Regions from separate parts of the Homo sapiens genome. Here region 1 is linked to region 2. The links are chromatin contacts, found by Hi-C or POLR2A ChIA-PET in ENCODE. All regions are on one chromosome and are shown on one strand. The core of a region is the stretch at or near the end of the contact, and the rest is flanking DNA. Distances in the headings are between cores, read along the strand shown. Region 1 overlaps TBX15 (T-box transcription factor 15). Region 2 overlaps TBX15 (T-box transcription factor 15).

The links. A loop is a pair of places that touch in the nucleus more often than their neighbours do. ChIA-PET counts read pairs that join two places held with the same protein, here RNA polymerase II (POLR2A). Pooled maps may share reads with other maps.
Region 1: a map of HepG2 shows a loop between it and region 2 (3-fold over the local background). The contact joins two enhancer-like sites. A Hi-C loop is called at or near these places in 5 of 168 maps with a recorded cell type or tissue (GM12878, HepG2, cardiac septum and 1 more), 29 of 37 single-sample maps with no recorded cell type and 5 of 50 pooled maps. POLR2A ChIA-PET finds 5 or more read pairs at or near these places in 2 of 52 experiments (CD8-positive, alpha-beta T cell and HepG2).

Annotation. Positions count from the first base shown.
Region 1 is chr1:118,958,978-118,962,492 of GRCh38, reverse strand. The region is part of intron 1 of TBX15 (T-box transcription factor 15); the gene reads left to right. Among named protein-coding and RNA genes, the nearest start is that of TBX15, 28 kb to the left of the region's middle. RefSeq lists an enhancer at 1,756-2,370. Within about 2 kb of position 1,674, at least 6 of the 41 ENCODE cell types and tissues checked have a DNase peak (open chromatin) inside an H3K27ac peak, as active enhancers do.
Region 2 is chr1:118,911,907-118,915,761 of GRCh38, reverse strand. TBX15 (T-box transcription factor 15) reads left to right here. Exons shown (of 8, transcript NM_001330677.2): 6 at 1,583-1,647. Among named protein-coding and RNA genes, the nearest start is that of TBX15, 75 kb to the left of the region's middle. Within about 2 kb of position 1,286, at least 2 of the 41 ENCODE cell types and tissues checked have a DNase peak (open chromatin) inside an H3K27ac peak, as active enhancers do.

The DNA.
Region 1 (3,515 bases), core at 425-2,924, 46 kb before region 2:
ATCATTGTCATTTAAATACAGAAGGGGGTGTTGTTGGTTGCTTTTGGCCACAGAGACAAGAGTAAGTAGCCTGCTTTACTTTTGGGAGAAGTGATGATAGTTACCCTTATCATCAGCTGAATTGTCATTACGCATTGAGGAAATGTAGGCACGATTTGAGGTTATGTAGGCAACCAGAAGTTGAAGGCTGTCTTTAGGGTTTACCTAAAAAAGCGATAGTCAATTTTTTATTTATCTGATATTGGAACAAATTGTAAGCTCACATAGCCAAAATGTTATCAGTGCTGGTCTGTAGTAATGGACCCTTACACAGTTTTCCTTAGAGTTCTACAAAAAATGAATGTGCCTTTTGTGTAACACTGTCCTCATAGAAAAAAGAAATTTTGTTGGCTAGGATTTGGGCTTAATGTACTAGAACTTTTGAAAAATTGGCATATCCTCATGATATAAATGTTAATCCTGGCTTCTTGTAGTTCTTCTGGAAAAGTAGAAGTTGACTGTAACTTAAAAAGTTCTTCAGTAAACATCCATATATTGGGTTGTAGGAAGACCAAAGCCATTGTCATTTGCTTCGGCATGGGTACCAATAGGTACCATAGCCTGTCTTGATTATAGGAGAGGGTCTTATCTCAGCACTTGGACTGTACATACCTTGAAGACAGGGATAGTGCCTTAATCATCTTTGCATTCCCCTCAGAGCTCACCAGAGAGTCCCCCAGGTAGCAGGTACCAAGGAGATGCTCATGGAAGTGACTCAGCTTGTAGTGGGAAAGAATGGGGTTAGACACATGATACTCCCAGCTCTGCTAGTACTAGATAGGAAATTTTGAGCAAATCACTTTTCTTCCCTAGGCCTCAGGATTCACACTTAAATATGGGGATCTAGTGAGATGAAACTTCTTATCCTTTTTTGGCCTCCATCATCAAGCTTCTGCTTCAGAGAGTCAGAGGAAGGCTCTAGGAACCTGAATTTTACATAGTAAATGGGGCATTCTTCTGACATCTCCCTTCCCCTCATGCACTTTGAGTAATGCTCCTTCTCCCCAAGGAAGATGGCTGCCTGATTCCTAGCAGTACTTTGCAAACATCGAGACTGTAGAAGAGTACATGCTCAATTTCAGTGGAGAGAATGAATCACACTCTCATCATAGCAATAGTTGATTCACTTATTCAACAAATATGGTATTAGGTGCTGGGAGGTATAAAGATGAATAAACACCATTCTCTGCTCTTAAGAAGACAGATATGTAATCAGACAAGTGAAACACAGGGGGATGGGTGTCTCGACAGAATATGAACAGAGTATGGGGCACAGAGCCTGAGTTAGGAAGGGGGAACCAGGAAATCATTTTTAGTCTCTTGATTCCCATCAGGTTTCCTATAGCAGGGCCTGGATGAAGAGGACCTTGCATGAATTCCCAGTCCTTGGGGGCCACCACTCTCCTGCAGTTCCTATAGCCCAGCACAACTGCCACTCACTTCTTTTGCTCCCCAGCCTTTCCTGCTACTGCTGCTGCCTGCAGATCTCTGTCCATGGCCGCCCAGTGTCGATGACAGCAGCAATAACAAATTGCTCCTCCCTCACACCAAGAGGATGGGTTGGGCCAAGTCCAGGATGATTAAATTGCACTTTGAGCCACTGCTGTGTTGACCAGACCTCGACTCTGCCCTCCCTCCTCCCTTCAAAGCAACAAGTAGCAAACACTGGGGATGATTGAGTCAGAGTGGCCGCTTGTCCCTATTTCCTCACACCAGCCTGGACTTTGGAACACGAAGCCCTGATCCTGAGGGAGACTCTGCCGGCTCACTCAGTAGCCTGCCTGGGAGGCTGTGTCATCTCCTATAAATTAAACCTTGTGCTTTCTACCCTGGCAGGCCTTCCCTGCAGCCATTCCTCTCATTGTCCAGTTTGGCCTCCTGGTCGCTCAATTGTGTTGTATAAACTTTGGTACTTTTTAGGACTGGCCTCCTCTTCTGGGTCCTGGGAAGCTTGCAGCTGTGGATCTCAAAGCTTGGAGAAGCTCAGTCACTGAGTCTGGCCACCCAAGCCATTCGCTTCAAAGGTTAGATGGAGGTGCAAGGGCAGTGAAGAGCTGCAGGTGTTCTCTAGGTCTGATTTGCATCCAGTTGTTTCCATTCAGCTGCAAAAATGCATGGGGCTCTCGAAACTAGAGCTTCCTGGTGTGAATCAGATGAAACCTGAACTGGGCGGAAGGTGGCAAGTTTTCCAGTGCAAGCCTAGCGGATGTACTTAGTTGGAAAGTCACGTCAGGCCCATAAACACAGCAAGATGGAGAGGCCGCCAAAAACAGAGGCAGAAATAGCCAGGGGGTCCCCCATCCCGCCTCACTCAAACCACAGGCTCCTGCCAGACATTCTTCTCCCTTGCTCTGACTTCCCTTTTCTCTTCTTTTTTTTTTTTTTTCTCTTTCTCTTCAAGTTTTGCTTTGCTCCAGTGATTCTTCAGCTAGCCCTGCAGCTGTCTTGACAATTTCTAAGTTGCTGCTGGGCCTTTTCTTGGAGTGCAGGAGAGATTCAGAGAAGATGGTTTCAGTCTAGGGCTTTTCTCTGGGAAGCCGCAGGTGAAACATGCCTCTCTACTCCACCCCAAGGTACTATATTCCAGGTGTCTGTACAAGGAGGAGAAATTGGCTCCTAACTCTGGTTGTAATCAGAGCATCTTTGGATGTACTGAATTTATTGCAGACATTTGTGCCTATTCTGATTTCGAAGTCAGATTTCATCTCTTTCTCATTTGGTCTATATGTAGCTCCCCTCGCTCACTGAACTGAGTTCATTCACTATTTAACAATGATGAATTAGGGGGCTGGAGTAGGACTGACACTGTTCTGGAGAACAAAGCTCTATATTTTGCTAGTGCTCAGAGTGTTCAGGTGGTTTTAGGGAAAACACAACAGCAGTGAAACAGGTGCTGCAGTGGCAGTAACTCCAGGGAAGGCTCAGTTCAGCTTGGCAGGGCTGATGTGTTTTTTTCCAGCTACAGAATCTGGAGCCTCTACAGTGCTGACAGAGGTTAGGTACTGGAAATATCAAGGACCATCATCTCTCAGGCCTGAAACACCTTGTACATTTCATGTTCAGCTGCAGAAGCCTTGAACACCTGGCAGAACACAGCTGTCTGCCTTCCAAAGGAGAGCTGATGGTCTCTCTTGCAGATGTCTATAAATACATATTCTTATTCGCCTGAAGGCTTTCTGGCATGGATCAGGGTGTATCCTCCACAGCCCAGCATTCATAGTTGGGAGGATTCACTGAGGTAATGTGGGAGGTATCTAGCACAGTTCCTGGTGCAGAAGAGGCCTTAATTGTTGACATTTCCCACTCTATTCCACATTCCCCTTTTTCCTTTGTTCTTAGTTTCTACCCTCTCCCTCAAGGAATGTTACCAGAGTATATGTTTAACTTCACACACACATACTCTCTCTCTCTCTCTCTCTCTCTCTCTCTGATATTATACCTTCTGATGACCACTAAGGCCTTTTCTTCCCAAATTA
Region 2 (3,855 bases), core at 37-2,536:
AACCAACTTGAAAGAGAAAATAAAATATTATAACTCCAACTTGAAAAGAAAATATGGTGCATGGTTTATTGCTGTGGATTATGGAGGAAGAAAGAACTGATTTTCGGTCAAACACAGAAAAGCAGTGACACTCTTTAAACTCAATACAGTATTCATATGGCAGACACTCGACTTTAGAAAGCCAAACCTTTAGACTCCTGCTATGGTCTATAAAATACATGTAAAATTGCTTTTGCTACATTGTTGGTGCTGCATAATTAGTGTGCAATTTTAAAGGCAAGGAATATTTAGGAAGAAAATAACCTTGAAGCCTGGAAGACTCTTTCAAGTCAGAGTCTGTTTGTCAGAATCTCACATTGCTTTGAAAGACCTTTAAAGACTGCGGTCTTGGGAAATTCCACTCTGATAAAATGAGGTGAAAGAGAACTAGGAAAGATTTGCAATGTAGGAAACAACTTTAGCTGTCCTAGTGATACGTTCTACAATTATCAAAAATATGAAGATGGTCTTAAATAATGAGATTCCCTTATTTCTAGAATCACCTTGCATTGGGAGTGCCTTCCTTCCTTCCTGAGCTCCCTAGCACCTATGCCTAAGTCTCCATTGCTTGCATGTAGTGAGTCATTAACAATTCAGACACAAAGGTACCAAGGCTGAAAGTGGAAACACTAGAGTGCATGTGACATATGTTGTTCAGGCTTGTTCTAGTCTACAGGCATGAGGGCAATATATACAACCATGGCAGGGTTTGCCAGAACTAAGATAGGATGCAATGGATGGGGACTTATGCATTGAGTGGGGGTTGAACCACATGGCCCCTGAGGACCAAGCTGGTGACACAATTGGATGTGCTAGCTTGGTCAGCCTTATGAAACTGGCTCTTTGTTTCTGATTTGCTTGTGAGTCTTGGAGACTGGATAACATGTACTGCATCCTGCCCCATTCAGTCTCACATTGTAGATTTTCCTTTGGGTAAGACCCTGGCAAAAGTCTGCTTTTTCTGTCTTCTACATGAACATTTCAAGTCATTAAATGAATAATTTCTAGTGGTAGGAAAGGCATGCCTTCAGTGAAATGGCAAATGCAGTCAATTTTTTGGGTCTTTCAGGCTAAGGCAGATTGTCTTGTGGTCTGATTCCACCTAACTGAATTGACTGAGTCCATTATTAATTATTAACTCACTTACACATCATTTGTTTACTCACTCATTCAACAAGCATTTTTTAAGTGCCTCCCGTGTGTCATGTACCATGGACGTGACCATTGACCAATTTTCCATTTCAATATCTGTCTAGGCAAGTGATTTACCACCACTCTGGGGCAAGGAAGGTGAGTAGGAGAGAGTTTTTAGAGTCACATACTGGGCAAATTTTAGTTTTTATAGAGAAGTGAGTCGGGTGGGTCAGACATCTGTGTGCCAGGCCAAGTTCTATATCCAGCTTCAAATTAAATCTTGAGCTGAAAGGAAATTAAATAAAAGCAACAACTGTTATTAAAAAAGTGATTTTTGTAATTTTCTAGGAGTACTAAGAAAGAAATCAGTTAATATAAAAGCAATTCATACTTATTTGTTTGTTTCCAGATTACCAGATTAAAAATTGACCGAAACCCTTTTGCTAAAGGATTCAGAGATTCTGGGAGAAACAGGTAAGAATCACTGGGGAAGAGGCACTTCTTTTCTATGTGACATTACTTCCCTCACATCCTGCTGATGGTTGATGGCTCCTGCCTTTTAGAAAACACCTGTATGCTCCGCCACTGTGTACACTTCGGCAAAGAGAAATGGATAGCTAACGTAAGAATCAAATTCTTTGTTGCATAGTCTAAATCACCAGATCAAATCCCTCATGCTGTTTTCTTCCCCACATCATATTTAGTAATTGAGTCACTTAAAACAAATTTTATGGTAATTTATTATCATTAAAAGATTGCCATTTTTCTCTGATAAGTATCTATAGGTGGCTTCAGCACCTGCAGTGATATCTCATATATTTCTCATTCCCAGGAAACAAGGAGTTGTAGACAAATAACATTTTTTCAGAAAATTACTACCTTAAGAGCTAAAACAGTGTGAAAAAAAATGTAACTGTTTTTCTCCTGGGAAATAGTTCCAAAATATATCAGATGCTTCCTGCTTTAGAAAAGAGAGTTTACAGAACACCCCTTTCTTGATGACTTAGCCTCAGTCACTATGACTAGGTTATTATATAGTGAATCTCTTATTGCTGAAGTTTATAGGACCATTTGCTCCTGCTATAAATGTCCTTAGAGACTGTGTCATTTCTCTTGTTGATACTTCTTTCTTTTCTCGAAATTCTTTCTCACTCCTCCTATATAAAATTAAAAGCTGTTACCTATGGAAAGTTAGGAGAGAATCAAAATGGGTAGGGAAACCAGCTATATCTAAGATTATTCAATCAGAAAATTTCATCTTGTATAGACAGTATTGAATCCACAAATGTGACACATCTGTCTCATAAGTGCGTAGGCTTTGCAATGACTGTTTATTTTAATAGATTTTTTTTTTTTATAGTTTGAGGGCATTTATTTACATTCAAATGACAGATTACCAGGGGTTATCTTTGGTATTCTGTCTGTAAGAATTTTCAAATAAACCAAAAACTTTTATTTCAAACCATTTTGTGAAATGTGCAGTACATTATATTAAAATCCAGATTTATGCTAAAAATCAGTTATGGCAATCATTTTCTTTACAAAATGACTTATGAATCACTTCTCTACTAAACTTATGTATATTTAAAATATATTTAGATTTGAATAAAATGGTATTCACCTCAGAATTTTTAAAAATTGTATGTACTGAGAAAAGTAAAAATCACTCAAAATTCCAGCTTGTAGACAACAAAATTGAGCAATATATTTTTGGTCAAGCAACTACTTGTTAGTGGTAGAGCGTAGTAGAACTCAGGCTTATGGACTACATGTCAAATGCTCTCCTTTTGATCATTCTTTGTTTATAACAAGACAAAGGCCGTCATTTTCAAAATTTAGCCAGTGAGGAATGAATACCTACTACTTTCATTTCAGATGGCCCATCCTCTTCCTTCCCATTAGCTTATTTTACATGTCCAGGTCAGCAGAATGTGCTTGCAAGCCATTTCCTATTGCCTTTTTTTCCAAGGTTCTGCACTATGGGCTAACAGAAGACCTTGTTAGTGATAAGGAGATCAAAAATGAAGCTAGCCTTTTGTAAAGAAGCCTCTAGACCTGTCTTGGTGGTGATTCTTTGGGGCAGGACTTTCATGACAGGCTATTTCTGGAGGTAGGCCATGGCATGCAAGGGCTTTTAAGACCTTCAGCTTGAAGTACATGGATAGATTTTTCAGGGGTTCCAGATATTGTAGGTAAAATTGTGTTTGAATGAATAGATGCACATTTTTCCTGGAGAGAGGTCTATATCTTTCTTCAGATTTTCAAAAAGTCTTAAAGTTAAGAATTTCTGCTCTAGATACAACTCTCTCTCTCTCTCAAGGGTTCCAACCTACTGGTGTTAGTTATTAAACTATTTCTTTCTTTTTCCTTCCTTCTGTATCTCCAATAGCATTTAGTATTTGCTTATTTTATTCTTGGCACTTGAAATATTTTATTTTCTTTGCTTTTTTCTCCCATTTGAGTCATTGTTTTTCTGAGTTTTTATTCGTTTTTCTAAAGTTGAATTTGATTTCTAAATAAGTGCTTTCCTATGAGCAGCCACCCTATCCTTGGAAATTGCCATCTGAACATACTTTAACCATTTATTGTCTGCACTGCAAAGGCATCAAGAAATATGTATGTCAATTATTGATAAATGCAAAGAAGAAACATAAATCAGATTAAGAGGTAGAGTGAGAGTGG